Regions from separate parts of the Homo sapiens genome. Here region 1 is linked to region 2. Evidence: chromatin loops called from intact Hi-C (ENCODE). Cell type or tissue: Caco-2. All regions are shown on one strand. Links, peaks and the distances in the headings refer to the core of each region. The heading gives the core; the rest is flanking DNA. Region 1 overlaps ZFHX3 (zinc finger homeobox 3). Region 2 overlaps ZFHX3 (zinc finger homeobox 3).

What was found. Peaks named below come from ENCODE experiments on the same cell type or tissue, not always from the same donor. Only the 100,000 strongest peaks of a DNase experiment are listed, where the experiment ranks them.
Region 1: a loop joins it to region 2, with 6 times the contacts of the local background. A loop is called at or near these places in 4 of 110 quality-filtered maps.

What each region holds. Positions count from the first base shown.
Region 1 is chr16:72,993,842-72,996,749 of GRCh38, reverse strand. All of the region lies in intron 1 of ZFHX3 (zinc finger homeobox 3), which reads left to right. Among named protein-coding and RNA genes, the nearest start is that of ZFHX3, 53 kb to the left of the region's middle. In Caco-2, for the core only: a CTCF peak has its summit at 1,378; a DNase peak (open chromatin) is centred at 1,416.
Region 2 is chr16:72,874,347-72,877,254 of GRCh38, reverse strand. The region is part of intron 4 of ZFHX3 (zinc finger homeobox 3); the gene reads left to right. It overlaps LOC124903715 (a long non-coding RNA gene), which reads right to left. Exons shown (of 2, transcript XR_007065111.1): 2 at 615-2,355. Among named protein-coding and RNA genes, the nearest start is that of ZFHX3, 170 kb to the left of the region's middle. RefSeq lists an enhancer at 1-211. In Caco-2, for the core only: no CTCF peak of the experiment used is centred there; DNase peaks (open chromatin) are centred at 1,394 and 1,783; H3K4me3 peaks cover 17 bases.

The DNA of each region.
Region 1 (2,908 bases), core at 224-2,723, 120 kb before region 2:
CCTTAGCATCCAGCAGCTTAGGTTTACCAGGTGAAACTGCCAGAACTCCGTGGTTGGATTGCACTCAGGGCAGGGCCTGGTAATGCAAGGAGTTGCACAGGCGGGGTTCCCACGCCCCCAGCCCCTCCCCGCCTTGTAGGCTCACAACCAGTTATGGAATTTATCTTGTTATTAGGTTTGTCTCTTTTTGTAGAGAGTTGATGGATAGTTGTTAGCATTTTGGTGCTTAAGGATGTCTGGATAACTGCATGGGTTATAGATTCTAGCCCTTTATTGAGGACCAGCTTCTTGGCTGCTTGGTGCTCTGGCTCTGGGCACACTGGTTTACAGAAGATGAGAAGACACAGTCTCTGCTGATAAGAAAATCATGCTTAGTTGGACTGATCATTGTCCATGCAAATAAGTATCTACACTGAGGGGCTTAGGAGAAGCAAAAGAACGAATTAATTAATTAATTTATTTATTTTATGTTGGAGTCTTGCTCTGTCACCAGGCTGGAGTGCAGTGGCACGAGCTCAGCTCACTCCAATCTCAGCCTCCCAGGTTCAAGTGATTCTTCTGCCTGAGCCTCCTGAGTAGCTGAGATTACAGGTGCCCGCCACCATGCCCGGCTCGTGTGTGTGTGTGTGTGTGTGTGTGTGTTTAGTAGAGACAGGGTTTTACTGTGTTGGCCAGGCTGGTCTGGAACTCCTGACCTCAGGTGATCCACCCGCCTTGGTGTCCCAAAGTGTTGGGATTACAGACGTGAGCCACCGCACCTGGCAGTAAAAGAACGTATGAATATGCCTTCATAATTACCAAGATAGGACAGTGCCTCCTGAGCAGAACATCGAGAAATTCTGGAGCCTAAGGCCCTGGGCAGCTGGAAAATACCGACGTTTATTTGTGTTTTCAATTGGCGCTGTTCTCATATGTGCTCATTTGACCCTCTTAATAATCTTAGAAGTCATTTGGCCAGGCCCAGAGCTTTCCTTTGTTGATGGTGAAACGCTGAGGCCCTGTGAAGTTGCATGATTGGCCCAAGGTCTTGCAGCTAGGGAGTGGCAGGACCCAGCGCGGGGTTTGTGGGCGGATTCCCGTGTTCTTGCTGCACACCATGCCACATCCATGGCTTAAGCCTCTGCAGGAGCTTGGAGAGCTCTGAGGACTGACAGCCTTTGTGTTTCATATTAGGGGAATTTGGGGCCTGGTCTTGGGGAGAGCAATATGACCGCTGTAGTTGTAGTTGTGATCGGAGGGACAAAGAAGGTGTCCATCAGAGAGGTTTGTGCCAGCGGTTTAATTTCCTTTATTTCAGGACTGGAAGTTATTTAAATTACTTTATAGACTTCCTGTTTCCTTCCAAGAGCTCATTAAGTCCGTGCTGAACTGCTTGCTGGGTTGCCATAATGGAGTGCCTGGATCTGCAGTTCCCGTTCCGTCCTCCAGGGCACCCAGATTGGAGAGGCACGGGCGAAGAGTGGAGGGGAAAGTTTGAACAGCTTGTTTATGGTGACCCCTTTAATTGACATGCCATTAGGACTCGACATTTATTATTTTCCTCAAGGATAAAGCGTGCCCTGGACTCTGGACTCTGTAGAATATTTTCTGAAATGTGTTAATTTCACCATCCCATTTTGGAGAAGGGGCAGGCACCTCTCATCTGGCTGTAGGAGTGGGAACCCTGTCTACATTTTTGGTGATTGGAGTGCAGCATTGGACTAAATGGGGCGTTAGGAGCAGATTACGGGGAAGGCTGAGGATTCCCCTGGTGATCAGGAAAACACATTGGTGTAATTGGATTACCTTAACCCTTCATTTAACTTGATGGGAATGCTTTCAAACAGGGGTTCCGGAATATTGCTACAGCTTTTCAACCCTGTCCACAGGCAGCTCTTGAAGAGATGTGCATTTGACTAGATGATTTACCTTGAAACCTGCCAAGAGAATAATTTTAGGAAACACCCCCGCCCCTTGTGCCTCTTTAATTGTTCCGTCAGGAGGAACCTTGGTGCTGAGCACTGGTTCTGTTGAGAAGTGCTAATTAGAAATAATAGCTACAACAAACAAGTGTTAGGAGGCAGCCTAAGTGATGTCAACATCAAGAAGCTGTCATTGGCTCCCTGCAGATGTGCGGGCCAGCTGTGAGGCAGGGGAGCCTGCTGCTCCCTGCCATCCACCTGGGGAAAGGTAGAGGAGGTAGGAGTCGGATAGGCTGCCATAGCCAGGCCCCCTTGGCTCGATGACTTTTGTTCCTTGGTTTGAGGTTCTGTTAATGCACTCTAAGTCCCATTGGTACTCAATATGGACTCAATTTCAGCTGGTCCAGAAAGTCTTGGGGGAATCCCAGAAATGGCACCTGGGGGCTTGGGGAGGGGAAGTCATTCCATCCCAGGAGGCAGACAAGAATCCTTCTGAAGGTGGAAGTAATACAGCGACTTAAATATAACCTGAGCCAGACTTGCATGTCTAAGTGAATGCTGAGTCTTAAATATTCATTTACAATGTTAAAGTCTATAATTTCTTCATAAAGAATTCTAAAATAATAAAGATGACCTGGTAGGCAAAATTCACTTGTATTTTCTAAAAGCTTTTGATAAGGTCCCTTATAAAAGATTAAGAGAGAACAAAACCACAGTGTGGCACAAAGTCCTTGTTGTGGATTAAAAAATGATTAAGTGATAGGGAACAGAAGAATTCTGGTGGAGACCCACTGCTTGTAGCGGGGAGAGGTTAATAGAGGGGTGTCTGAGAAATCTGTCGTCGGGGCTGGAGTTATTAAGTATATTAATTGTTTGGAGAAGGAAATGGAGGGTGAATTAGTGCACTCGGCTGCTGCTACCCTGGTTTTTATAACTGGATTCAACCCAGAGAGTCTCTACAGCCCCGAATGCATTGGGGGATCGGGCAGCACAGTGGCAGAGGAAAT
Region 2 (2,908 bases), core at 193-2,692:
TTCCATATCTAGCTGGCCTTGGACAGACAGGCCTGATCGAATTCTGCAGCCATTTGATTCCCTGCGGACCTGTGCCCAGACCCTGGGCGGATCTGAAGACTTCCTCAGAACACATAAGACCGGGGAGATTTGTGCCATACCGGGCTGTTTTCTCTGAGCTTTGCTTTAATCAGGAATGTAGACTATTTTTTGGTTTTGGTAGATGGCGTGCAGGGGCAGGGCATCCAGTCATTCCTGTAAGGCATTATTACAGGGCTAATTGGGAAATAGTGATTCTTTTTCAATAACTATTTTGGAATCACCCCCCTTTCTCCCCCGCCAAGTCTCTGTTCCCCTTGGGATTGTCAGGCTCACGTTGAAAGACCCCCAGAGGGAAGGATGTTGGCATATATCATAGATATCTGGAAAGAATGTTTCAACCACACCTGGCTGCCGTGTGTGAGGACAAATTTAATTTATTTTAAAAATCTGGCCACAGGCGGCTTTTTCTGTTTGTTTCTTTAGGGGGGAAAAAAATTGAAAAGCAGCAGCAAGCTATGGTTCACATTTGTTTTCTTCCAGATTGGACCAGCCAGGAGAAGAGAGATTATCTCTAAAGGATATGAAAGGTTTAATCATTTTAATTTTGTTTTTATTAAAGTATATCATAACTTTTTTTTTTTTCAACATGCCTGGGTAGAACAGGAGAGAAGAGGAGGTAATATAAATATACAGAAACCCTCAAGCATTTGGTTAATAAAACTTTCCAACGGGCGATGCCTCGTGGGGAGGAAGTGGTTGGATGGCTGGGGATGGTGGGCCGACTGGGGAAGGCGGTGACTGCGCTGAATCGTAGCCAGCATCTTGCAAGCTTCCTGTCCAGTTCCAGCAGACACTTGTGGGAGCTCAGAGCTTTCATGAAACTGAATGAGAAGAAGCTCTGACTGTGGGCTTATTCCATCATGTTTCTCAAGCGAGACTGGATCCCTGAGCCATCTGTGGCTGAAGAAGTCTGAATTTACAGAGAACAGTAAAATTTGCTTCTATAAGATTCTTCCACCCCTACCATCTCAATGAAATATTTGAACCCGGTTATTTTGAAAACTTGCTTTAGGCCAAAACCTCTGAAGTTGCATGCATGCACGTGTGTTTTATGAAGCGGCGAAGTTGGGATAAAAATAGCCTTAGTTTTTGGATAGAAAAACTATCCTATAAATTATGGTGAAACTGAGTAACCAGGATGCTAGATTAACAGGATTTTAGGCTCGTTTTCCCTTTAGGACAGAAAAATAAGCTCATTTCAACATTAATTCAATTGTCAAAAATCACCGGGGCATGGGCTGGAGTTATCATCACAGGTGTTCACTGTGGCCTCCCCTCTCTTCCAGGGCTGTAAAACTCTGCAAAGGCGTGACTGTTTGGAATTCCAGCCCTGGGACCGGGCAGGTTGTTGCATCACCTGATAATGATGAAATTATCTTTACCATTATGTTCTTACAAAGGCTTGAAATTTGACTTGCACATTTTAGACATCGCTTTAAGCAGCAGGATTAAAGCATTGTCATCTCGTTACACCTGACTTAACGTGGCAGTTCAGTTAACCCTATACCAGTCTTTAAGTTTTTGGCTGCATTAGCGTTTACAGTACTTTCCACAGCATTTTTATGGGCGGAATGGTTTGTTCATCAAGGAGAAGCAGCTCTTCTAGTGAAAGCTGCAACTCCAGTTCCCTGAATGAAGTAGAAACTGCACTGAGGCTTCAACTTAGCCGTGTGAGCAATGATCTGGCCTCTAGCAGGCTGTGTAGATAGTCACATGTTTTATGAAATTTCCCTCAGGGATTCCCGGGGCATCTGGGCTGTGCCTCCTGGCACAGAGGGCTTCCAAGAGGAGCTGTGTTGGATCTGCAGCCTCCCTGCAGGGCTGGGCTCACAACCAAGCCAGGTCTCCCCGCTGGGAAAGGGATCCAGAGCCCAGTTTCTGCCCCCAGTCTGCAGGTATCTGCCGTATTCAGTGAGCTGTGTTCCAGGTGGAAGAGCGGCCAGGCCACCTTACTGGCCTGTAAGTTTGGAATTCCCTATGGGAGTTCCCTATGGGAATTCTCTATGGGAGTTCCCTGAGCCAGTAAGGGGCAGTTTTCTTGGTTAATCTCAGCTAGAGTTGTATGAGCACTAAAACGGAACAAACACTGGCCCATATCATTCTCTGTGAGCTTCTTGATGGGAGCACAGCATCAACAGGTTAGGCAGCCCCCTTTCAGAGGAAGAGAGACCTGACACCTCTCCTGTCCAGGACTTCTGTCCCAGGTTGGACTGGATGACCCCAGCAGTTGTGGTGTGTAGGTCTTGGTCCTTGTTTTTGAAGCTGTATCACAGGCTATGAAGACAGCAGAAGGTGGGGGAAAAAAAGGTTATTCTTTTGTTTCACACCACTCAGCTATAGATCACAGAAACACTCCAAAGTGGCTTTAATGAGTTAGGAGGGCATGGTGTGGTGGCTTACGCCGGCAATGCCAGCACTTTGGGAGGCCGTGGCAGGAGGATACTGGGAGCCCAGAAGTTTGAGTCTACCCTGGGCAACACAGCGAGACCCTGTCTCAAAAAAAAAAAGAGGTTTCATTTTTCCTTATATAAGCAGCCTTGGGAGGAGGGCAGTCAGGTGCAGAAGTGAAGGTTCCACTGAGTCAGCAGACATCCACTTTCCTTCTATGTTTCCATGTAGCCATTCTCACCAAGCGCTTGTTGCCTCCTCATGGTCTAAAGATGGCTCCTCCAGGCCAGGCGCGGTGGCTCACGCCTACAATCTCAGCACTTTGGGAGGCCGAGGCGGGCAGATCACGAGGTCAGGAGATCGCATCCTGACTAACACCGTGAAACCCCGTCTCCACTAAAAATACAAAAAATTAGCCTGGTGTGGTGGCGGGTGCCTG